2 separate regions of the Homo sapiens genome follow, and region 2 is linked to region 1. The links are chromatin contacts, found by Hi-C or POLR2A ChIA-PET in ENCODE. All regions are on one chromosome and are shown on one strand. The core of a region is the stretch at or near the end of the contact, and the rest is flanking DNA. Distances in the headings are between cores, read along the strand shown.

Region 1 (5,609 bases), core at 2,160-4,659:
GGGAGGGGAGGGAAGAAGGGGGAGGGGAGCACAGAGGAAGGAGGGGAAGGGAGGGAAGGGGGAGGGAAGGGAAGGAAGAGGGAGGGCAGGGGAGGGGAGCGACTGGGGGAGGGGAGGGGGAAGGGAGTAGAGAAGAGGAGAGGAGAGAAGAATGCCTGGCCAGCTTTACCTTTTCCAGCCATTGCAATTCAAGTTCCAGACACATGAGTTAAAAAGCTATTGTGGACATTTCAGCACAGCAGATGTGTTATAGAGAAGAAGTAAGGAAGGCAACCACCATCCCATACCAATATCCTAGTCTAGCCATCCCAGCCAACTCCAGCCATTAAAGCCATAGCCATATGCCACCTGAGGTCCCAATCAGTATCGAGCACAGATCAGCAATCCCAGATGTATCCTGCAATTCCTGACACACAAAGTGATGAATATGATAAAAATGATCGTTGTTTTGTACCACAGTGTTAGAGTCATTTGTTACACAGTAATAGGTAACCAGAGCAACAACTGTCAGCTGAAGTCAATATTGTTCATCTGAAATTAGCACTTTCAAAATTGATGGCTCATGAAGGTCTAAAATATGCATCAAGAAGCAGGAGAGTCATATGTTTAACAGAAGCAAAGTCAAAAATGAGGTACCAAGTTTTTTAAATGGTCATATTGCACTTTGTTAAAGCCAAGAGCAAATAACAGAGATCTTATAGAATATTTTAAGGAATAAACAAATAGAAAGCAATACTTACAAACCTGAGTTCTGAGACTGCGTCTTAAAATATTAAAGATTATGAAGATCATGCAATCAGCAATTGATGACTTAAGGAACAAAAGCTTCTCACCATCTGTTTCAGTTAATTTGGCCAAGTTAACACATCTGAGATTAAGTAGTTTTGCCAACACACACTTTGTTTCAGATTTTCTAAACTTACACTACCTCTGACCTTTATGATTAAAATCTAATTAAAAATGTAGTTATTTTTAAAAGATAAAGATGGTGTAATTGTCTCATCTATTAAAGTTATGACTAATTGTTAACCTTCTTAAATTGCTGATTCACTGCCATGCCTTTCATTTCAACCTTTTCAAAGCAAAGTCCAAAAAATTCAGATTGCAAAACAAACTCTGCTGAAAAAGAAATGCAATTCACTTTCATTGCATGATCAAAGCAATTTGAAAGACTTTTACAGATTTACGGGTCTAACCTTCAGAACCATGAATTAACTGAATCTTTGATTCACTTACCCAACTTTTCAATTTAAACTTATTAACCAAAAATATGTATTTTACAACTGCTGTATGCCTATCCCTATCCTAAGTGCCATGAAGAATTATAAAAGAATTAGAAAGCATTGCCTCTTGCTATCTTATTGGGAAAATAAAACTGTGAACACAAATCAATCTAATAATAACATGAGACAGGTCTGCTTTCTTCCAGGGACATAACTTACCTACAGATGGAAGAGGAAAATCATATATGCAGATGGCAATCTTGTAACCCACTGAATACCACAAAGTTTTTCCCAGTGTTTTCTCTGGATACTAGTTGGCCTTCTCTGCTAGGCACAGAAGGATCCTTATTTTTAAGTAAGTCCCTCTCTGCTGTTACCCTGGATCATAAAGTTGCCCAGTGAGAAACAGCTGTCACCGAAATTCCAACATTTCAGGCTTCGTTCTTGAGACTTGATTTGGGGCCCATGTGAGGACCCACCATGTTCTCTGTCCATGGTCCTCAGTATAAATGCCATGTCTGTTCTGAACCAGGCCTCTTGTCAATCTTGGCTTTAAACTTTTCAAGAAGATGACTCAGTGTCTCTTTGATGTATTTCCCAGGGAGTCTCTAAAGTTAATTCTTTGTACGCCACATAACTGTATGTGAAATTAGGTCACAGAAAAATGCTGTGCAAATTTGATGAAAACACTTCACAGCCATACTCACATAAAGCACTAACAAATACAATTTTCTTAGTTTTACTTGTTAAAATACATAAAGCATTTTAGGAAGGACTAGGTGTATTTGAATTGCATTTGGCTTCTAAAAAGAGTTAGGAAAGATTGTGTATTTGCTCCTCAAATAAGGTTTTTCTTTGTTAAGTGTAAGTGCTTTCAGAAAAAAAAAAATCCTAAGCAGAAGGTGAAAATAAAACAGATTAATTAGTATTGTTCTGATGCCCTTTAAAATACCATCTACCTTGTCTCCAACCACTTGGCTCAAAGGCTTCACACAGAGCCCCCACTGTACAGTACTCCCCAGAAATGCTGAAACGCCACTGAACCCCCCAACTACATATTCTCTCCTAATTTCTAGCTCATTCCTCTCTCACACATGTGTCATTGAATTAATGTTTTTTTCTTTAGAACCACCATAACCTCAGATTCATCTCTCCAGAGATCAAAGATAGGCAAATTAAGAATGTCAAAAGACTTTGCTGAATGCAGCTCCTTATAAAGTATGTCAGGATTAAATGTTCTAAAGCCAAGATTATCTAGCCCCACCTCCACCCTCCAAAAAAGGAAAAAAGACAAGAAAAAAAGGCACCAATCCTTTAACAGCATCTGTGTATTTACGGAGAACTTACTTTGCTTTCTCATCCATCCGATTCAAAATTGTCCATGTGGATTTTAGTTTTGTGGAAGAAAGCTCATTTTTTTTGAGACAGTACCCCTAAATGTACACATTTAAGCCCCTGACACAGACAATTTGTATCATTAAAATACTTCATCTGAAGCACAGGGCTTTGATTCTTTGATTTGATTTGACCTGTATTTACCTCTTGCTTTCCCTGTCTCCTTTTCTTCCATTTAGCTACAATTAACTATAACATGTCTAAGTCTTCTTCATTCCTGGGCTAGCACGTCCAAGTATGACCATCCATCATTCCATTCCTGTAAGTTTTCCTGTCTCTTGGTATCCACTTGGGTAAAACTTGAATTAAGAAAAGTGATTTTTGTTTTACATCATTGGGCATCTTCTATTGCTTCTTTAAAAAATGATTCTTAGAAGTCTTGTGTACCTCACCCCAGTTATGCTGTTATATCTGAGATATTTTTCCTCTCCAAAACTAAACTGAGTCTTTTAAAAAGGAATAGAGACCTTTGTAGAAAAAAAAAAAATCTATGGTCCCAAGAATGGGTAAACATTCCAGAGAGGTTCTTGTTTTTCCCCCTACAGGTCTGCCCATCCCTACAAATTGCATTCTTGTAAGAATACTCTCAAAGTGAGTCACAACAACAAAGTAAACAGAGGGTTTCTCAACGTGACAGAGGAAGAATTTTTTTGTTTGAATTTGCATGTTGTTTATATTTTCAAGCAGGAACTGGAAGAAAGAGGTTTCACTCTCATTGAGGATATCCAGTCATGAGTTCTTTTTAAGCTTTGCTGTTGGCTCAATTCCCTTCAGCAGTGCATATTTGGACTGGGGGACTATGACTCAATTTCCCTTCCTTTCACCTCACTTACTCTTTCATCCATCTTTCCCAACACGCCATGAGGAGATTCTTTGCCAATGTTCATTCCAAACTTCTGTTGTAGCCACATCTCTCCACCAATCTATTCCTACCTTCAAAAGTCCAAGTTTCCACCCTTTCAAAGTTCCTCATAGCCCTTCCTCATTCTCTGCTCATACGCATCCTCTGTTGCTCCCCTCGCACACTGCTACCCCAGCTAACCTCCTCTGTGTGTCTTTCTTCTTGCCTAAAACAATATTTTTCTAAAATTCCTAATTCCTTTCCCCTTTATTATTTGGTCTCCAGGTCCATAAATAACTATTCTGAATTTCACCTCTAAGAATAATTCTTAGAGCAACACCTTTGCCCTCAATTATTATATTTTTCATATTTTTGCCAAGTACATAAAATACTGCCTTTTATGGCTAGGCTTCCCATATTTCTTAAATCAATATATAAATAAATCATGTTTGTCCTTGTTGTTGCCAATTTTATCAACAATTCTCTCTCCTTGGGTCAAGAATAATGAGAATTCTGATTGTATATCCTACTGCCAAGATCGACGTGTAAGGAACACATTTGGTATGTTATAGTGAAGCATGGCTATGTAGTAGCCCAGAAGACGAGAAAAAAGGAGTTCTGTACCTGGTCAGATTTGAGAGAAAAGGGAAAGGAAGGGAGGTGTTAGATAGAGAAGCAGGAGGACAGGATGAGAGCAACATGGTGGGAAAATGACTCAATCTAAAATAATTGTAATTCCCAGTCTCATTTTAGTCAAGTGATCTGTGCCAGAGTTGCAAGATGTAGTAGAAGGACATCAACATGTAAGGAATCCTGGTGAGGCATCAGGCATAGGAGCCCAATTCAAAGTATAGAAGAACTGCAGCAGAGAGAAGTATAACATGGGGGAAATTCTGGGTCATTCAAAATAGAAAACTTTAGGAAGCCTCACAGGTTATGTTGGGGTGGATGGGATTGGGACTGGCATTTATTTAAATACTTCTTAGGTCAATATCAATATTAGGGATGTACAGTGAGACTGGTCCTATATATGAGAAAATTAGTAAGCCCAGCTTTGGAACTAGGAAGCATAGAGAAAAAAAGAGAGTGAGACTGACAGTAACTTTGATTACTCAGACATTTCATGTGCAATGTGTGAAAGAGAAGAAAATCTTCTGTGTCATTCAAGCCCTAGCTGCCATGCGTTTGTGGTTTAGTTTTGGGGAGATTACCACTAGGGCCTCAGTTTTCTCATTGGTCAAATCTGGTTGTTGAGTCAGGTATTCTCCAAGGGTTTTCTAATTTCTAGAGCCCTCTAAGTCTGTGAAGAGTCTCTCTAGCCCTGTTTACACCTCAATCCAATTCACCATCTCAGCCAAACTAAATTAGTGCTTAGAAAGGCTTTGCTCTTTCTTTGACTATTCTTTGGTATACATGGTCCTGCCTAGTGTTGTGTTGGTAAACACTTAACATTACCTGATTTAAAATGTTTCCCAACTTTTATGGTGTGAAGATTCCCATCATAGCCAATGTCAAGCTACCAACGTGAGGTCAACTGACTGCATGGCAGTGCCCCACCATATAGCATTTCTGCCACATGAATACATTAGGCATCAGTAACCTCAGTGACTAGTTTTGAGTATTCTTTACCTTTGTCTTTAATATCATCTATTTATATAATTTAACTTTTAATAAGGGCTCACAGTTCTCCCTCCTCCCCCCACACTGCTGAGTTCAGGTGGGTAACTTACTACAAGTCTGGCTCTCTATATAAGAAAATGAACAAATCAAGCTTTGGATCCAGGAAACACAGAGTGAGGACAAATGAGAGCAAGACTAATAGTAGCTTTGGTTAACGGGTGGTTGTATTCCTCTGGTTCCATTTCTTACTCTGTAAAATGGAGAGAGTAAGATTTGCCCTTTTGCCTAGCTGGATTTTTTTAAAGTTCAAGTGAGAAGAATGTGAAAAGACATTGAAAGCCAAAAGATAAATTATTATTGTTGCTATTATTTTCTCTGTTTGGAATTGAAAGTTTCCATTAGAAGTCTAAGTCTGACACAAAATGGTAATATAAAATCAGGAATATTAGAAAACCCCCGTGTAGTAGAAAGCAGTTAATCAACTCAGAGAGGCTGAAGACCTAGTTTCATCCACTTGGTTTTAAAGCTCT
Region 2 (5,428 bases), core at 221-2,720, 310 kb before region 1:
AATATCCTTGAAGACTCTTGTTCTCTCTCATGCTGAAATTCTTGTTGAGAAAAATGCATTAAAATAGAATATTGAATTCCTCTCCCAAAGCAGTCTTTTCTTGCAGTTTCAAAGGTTGTCAGTCTTGTTGTATATGAGACTAATAATCTTAGATTTATCACAATTATCGTGTTCTAAAAATAAACAAGCAGGATTACATCTCTAAGTTACTCAGGCTCTCTTTCTCTTTCTCTCTCTTTTGATTTGAATTGAACTCTGGACCTTGTTCACTTTTAAATTCTTTTTGGCTGAATTTCAGGAATTCCTTAAATGTATTCTGCAAAACAGCTGTGGTTTGGGTACTTCATGTTCCTTTATTGGTTAAAATCTGACATAAAGAGTGGCTAGTCTACATTTCCCATACTAAAGTAACAAAGGTGCATTCATACATTTTTTTCTTCTTCAGGATCTGGCTCTTACTAGCCATAAGAGTAATATTTAGCAGAAATACTCCAATACTCTTTTTCTAAAGACCATTCAGTCCATGTAATACACATGATCAAAATTCATCTGGCTTATAGAAATGTTATTGTTTACTACCTAAATATACCAACAAGGAAAACTGTTCAATTATATATGTCAGAGAATTCGTGGCATCCAGAGAGCAAAGTTTTACAAGCTCACACTTTTCTGACTAAATACTCAAAACAAAATTTTAAGATTTTTAAATGATAAGAAAAAAAAAAAAGCTTTAGAGGGATTAAGGTGAAAACAAAAGGAGAAAATTCTTCACTTTCAATTTATGTTAAAATAAATCTAGAAAAAATAGATCTCTTATTTCCTTTCAATGATTATAGACAACTATAAAAAAAAGTTAACGTGTATTTTCTCTGAGCTTTTTAAGAGGGGGGTATAAAATACATATTTTTCAATATTTGCAATTATATGTTCATAAGTGCATACAGGATGCAAAAATCTGGTTTTGAAAGACATTGCAGAATACTCCATGTGGTATGAATATAATAAAGCCACTTTTAGACATTTACAAATATAATAGCAGGCAAGGGCTGTTTAACAGACTCTGTAAACACCAATGTGAGACTACTTTTAACCAAAGCTTCAAAATAACTTAAGGAATATGACACACTGTTTGATTCCTACTTAAAGCACTTGGATAAAAAATTAAATTATCTTAATTGCATTTAATTGATCATTAATATTTACGTTTGCTGGAAACAGAGTGTTGCTGCTCCCCAAACACAGATGCCAGCAAGAGCAAAACATAGGCTGAATGACATTGTATCCATAGCAATAATAGCACTTACCTTTATTCACTCTCCCCACAGAGAATCTATGAGCTAGGTGCTTTCAGCTGGGCAATGGTAGAGAATGCTCTTTAGTTAATAATAAAGGAAAGAAAAGCTCCAGACACCAAGAACCTGGGTTAACCATTGACACCGGTTTGTTCCTACAGTTCCTCCCTGGGAATCTACATAGGTAGCCCCTGGCGTCTTATCAAGCAAGCCATAGCCAGTCAGCTGTGGCAGTGATTACGTCACCACCTCTGTACCTCTGGAGGAGGTACAGTGTGAAGGTCACCCAAGTATATCCTGACTAAGTTTTTACTTGATCAGGGATACAAAGGAGGAAGATTTGCTGGGCCAGAACTATGCTCAACAATGCCTGTAAGTGACTCAAATATTTACAGACAGGATTGTTGAGAGACGACCTATGGAAATGCTCCTGCTAGTTTTCAGACTCTGTTGGAATAGTACAAATAAATCCCTTTCATCAGAACTCTTTGTCTACATCTTAACAGCTGAGGATTGGGATTGCATGCTGACGAAAAGCGAGACAGGATAATGACAGGTAGCTAAGCATCCATTCAGTCTTTTATTTACCAAACCTTTAATGATTATTTTTCCTGTGCTGCCTAGTTCCAAAGAACATGAGTTCACAGTTGATTAGCCCTCTGACTAATCAACATGGATGGCAGAAATTGGGGTTGGAAAGTCTTCCTTTCCTCAACCCCAGGAATCAGAGCTCGAGCCTGAGATGGTGAATACAATGCAGGCTGTGGTATAGGTTTTGCCTGGCATTGAGTCCTAATGGGTTAAATAAAATGGTGAGGTGATCCCGTGGTCAGTGCTCTCCAGGAGGTAGAAAAGTGAGTGATCAGGGAAGAGGTAGACTTATAATGCTAGAATCAAGAGAAAGATCCAGAAAATGTGAAAAGCAGCCATGGGGAACTAAACAAATAGCAACCCTAGGCTCTTCAGAACCTGGGGGAGTTGTGTCCAGGAATGCTCAATAGAAGTGTTATGCTAGCAAGGAATTAGTTTTTCCTTTGCTTCACAGAGCGGTGGCAGCCAGGGGATCTAGGGAACCACATCAGGCTTGGTTAACACTGCAAATTTAAGAGGCCTTTTCTAGGTTCTGACAATCGTTGCTGTTTGACGGTTGTTAGAGTTTTGTTTCCATTTTTAAAAGCATGAACACTTGAGGAAGTGGACTTCTATGTTGGCACCGCCACTTACTAGCTGTGTGACACTGAGAAACTGCTTAACCTTTCTGCAACTCCATTTTCTCAACTGTCAAATGGGGATGATAATAGCAACAACGACAACACCTACCACAGATAGATAATTCGTGTTCCAAACTCATAGCTGTCACTAAGGTATACATATTCTGATAGGAAGACCTATTTTGCAATCTGTTACACAATATCTGCAGAAGAGTTTGAACTCTCCAAGGGACCTATCTTTTCATTCATCCATAAATCTCAGGTAAGCAGTGAATGCAGAGGTTGCCTTTTCTGTTAAAAAAAAAAATTGAAGACTAAACAAATGCCTACATTTCCATAACAATTGCAGCAACTCTCATTGTGGTTTATCCATGATGTTGTTCAATATTATCACTTAATGCTGCTCAATTACTGCCTTGTTTGAAAGCAGAGCACACTTTGTTAGAGTTCTATCTCAAAAGACTTAAAAAAAACACACACGCAAAAATGGACAGGACTCCATCTGCTCTGCAAATACAATTTCAGGAAAGGTGATTTTATGTGGGTGAGCATTTAGATTGATCTGAGAAGACGAGGCATCTAAACACAGCGTAAAAACAGACCATGGAGAAGAGCAAGACGGGAGGCAAGATGGGGAAACTAGATGGATTCCCAACTCCAGCTGAGTCAGATCGCCATTGCGTGGCTTCATTCCTTTGTTTGAAGTAAATTCCCAGAATATCAGACACACCCATACTCACATGTAAGTAGAAAAACACTTTCTAAAGCCAAATAAATAAAAATGATATCTGGATTGGCTTTTCTGTTACATGTCTCTGCCTCCTCAGTCTACCTTAACTGATAATTAACTTCATTGAAGTTCAACTTTTGTGAACTTTAATCCTCCCCCAAACAGAAAGACAAACTGAGGCAAGTTGAGGAGGCATGTTCAAGATTTGTCAAATTACAAGAATTTGTTACTTGAATGTAAGTGATAAATAATTATCTCTTTCAAAAATCTGTAATGTATTGCTGTTCTGTGATTTTAGTATTGGCCTAAGAGGAAGTTACATTGTACAAAGGGGTTACTTGTTAGAGAGAACACTCTAGCTCCGTCACTGGAAGACTGTGGCTTGCTTCCAGTTTTTGTAAGGACTCCCAGCTAAGAATGGTTTTTACAATGATAAATAGCGGGGGAAAAGTAAAAGAAAACTAATATTTGTGACATGAAAATGATGTGAAATTCACATTTCTATGTCTGTAAATCATGTTTATTGGTAAATATGCCTATCCCTATTTTTTTACTTACTGTCAATGAAGGCATCATATTACACAACAGAATTCAGTGACCTTCAAGACCTCAACAGAGACTGTGGTCCTTAAAGCCTAAAATATTTTGTATCTGGCCCTTTACAGAAAAAAAAAACAAAAACAAAACTAGCTAAGCCGTAAAATTTACTCTTCTCCAAAAGTAATGTTCCTCTTTTCTGATTAATGATTTTCCTCTCACGGTTAAGTCCAAGTCAACTGCATTTCTATGACTTAAAATCCTATCTTTCCTTCAATATTCCTTTTACTAAGTCTTTCCTTGCCTACTATAAATATCAATAAATAGTTTATTTCAAAATTAATAATAATAAAAGAATAATACTCTTTAAAGGCACGATGTTTTTCAATCTATATATTTTAGCTTTTAGTTGCATGTCTTATTTCCTCTACTAAATTCTAAATATTTGTGGTTAGGAACTTACTGAATCTTACTCATCTTTTTTTTTTTAATTTTTAATTTTTGTGTGTTTTCAGATGGGGTTTTCCTATGTTGTCCAGGCTGGTCTCAAACTCCTGGACTCAGGCAATCCTCCCGCCTCAGCCTCCGAAGTAGCTGGGACTATAGGCATGTGTCATTGTGCTTGACTCCCTCATTCATCTTTGAGTCCAACCAAGTGACTAACAGAAAGCTAGAATTCAGTACTGATACTAATACTAATACTGAGGGATGAATGCTTTTCTGAATTAAGCAAACAAGCATATTAGGAAAATAAAACTGTTTGTCTTTTAAAGGTTTCTTTACCTTTTTCTTCAGTTTACTTTCTTAATGAGCTTCCCTATCACTGTCCATCGTCCATCTCTCCTGAGTCGCAAGACCCTCTTGCTGCCCAGATACTGCAGCATTACTAGGTTGTGCCTGAGTTGTCCTCTCGCTTCATAATCCCAGTTCTCAAAATGTTCCTCTGAAGTGTCTCAATCACTTGAAGAGCTCAGTGTGTTTTATTGTGTTTGAAACCCTCCAGACTATATGGAATCAGAGGCAGAAGGAAAAGGGGGGAAAAGAGCCAACTTGAATTTTCTTCCTCAAGGAGCAATTTTCTTAAGATTGAAATGAAAATTCCCACTCAGCATTTTCCTAAGATGATGCACTGCACTTCAACAATTATTTAAATAAAATGGATGAAATTGGCTGTCTCATTTGAATGAATCTGATACATTGAATCATGCTAATAGATGAAAAACTACATTATCTCTCCCAGAGTGGGGAAAATGGAAAGAACACCTTAAAAAAATCTTTCCTGGATGTTAAAGTTATATAGGTTTATTGTAGATACTATGAATAAGAGTGCAAAGAGGGCAATAAAAAATAATCACAAGTCTCAATTTTCTTTGGTCAAATTATTTCCAGTCATTTTCTCTACTGTCTTAAGATAAAGTTGAGATTCGGTCAGATTTACAATTTTGAATCTTGCTTTTTAACCTTAGTCAAGGAGCTCTTGTCTGAATGCAAAGGAATGCATTTCTAACCATGGAATTCCCAACATTGCAGGAGATTTGAGTGAAGCAGATCTTTTAGAGCATGTGTACTGGCTTTTTAGTACTCCAATCACAGCCGCGTTGACTGATATGATCTACGCTATGTTATGGGGATTACTTGAAACCATACCTTGAGAGAGC

Evidence for each region. A loop is a pair of places that touch in the nucleus more often than their neighbours do. ChIA-PET counts read pairs that join two places held with the same protein, here RNA polymerase II (POLR2A).
Region 2: a loop to region 1 is called in a map of Caco-2, with 2.0 times the contacts of the local background. The contact joins the promoter of KCNJ16 here to the enhancer-like site in region 1. A Hi-C loop is called at or near these places in 1 of 168 maps with a recorded cell type or tissue (Caco-2). POLR2A ChIA-PET finds 5 or more read pairs at or near these places in 2 of 52 experiments (BJ and activated B cell).

What each region holds. Positions count from the first base shown.
Region 1 is chr17:69,759,816-69,765,424 of GRCh38, reverse strand. The region is part of intron 3 of LINC01483 (long intergenic non-protein coding RNA 1483); the gene reads right to left. Among named protein-coding and RNA genes, the nearest start is that of LINC01483, 170 kb to the right of the region's middle. RefSeq lists an enhancer at 2,649-3,848. Within about 2 kb of position 3,409, at least 6 of the 41 ENCODE cell types and tissues checked have a DNase peak (open chromatin) inside an H3K27ac peak, as active enhancers do.
Region 2 is chr17:70,071,267-70,076,694 of GRCh38, reverse strand. KCNJ16 (potassium inwardly rectifying channel subfamily J member 16) reads right to left here and starts at 1,470. Exons shown (of 4, transcript NM_170741.4): 1 at 1,305-1,470. LOC105371881 (a long non-coding RNA gene) reads left to right here and starts at 1,888. Exons shown (of 3, transcript XR_934952.3): 1 at 1,888-3,469.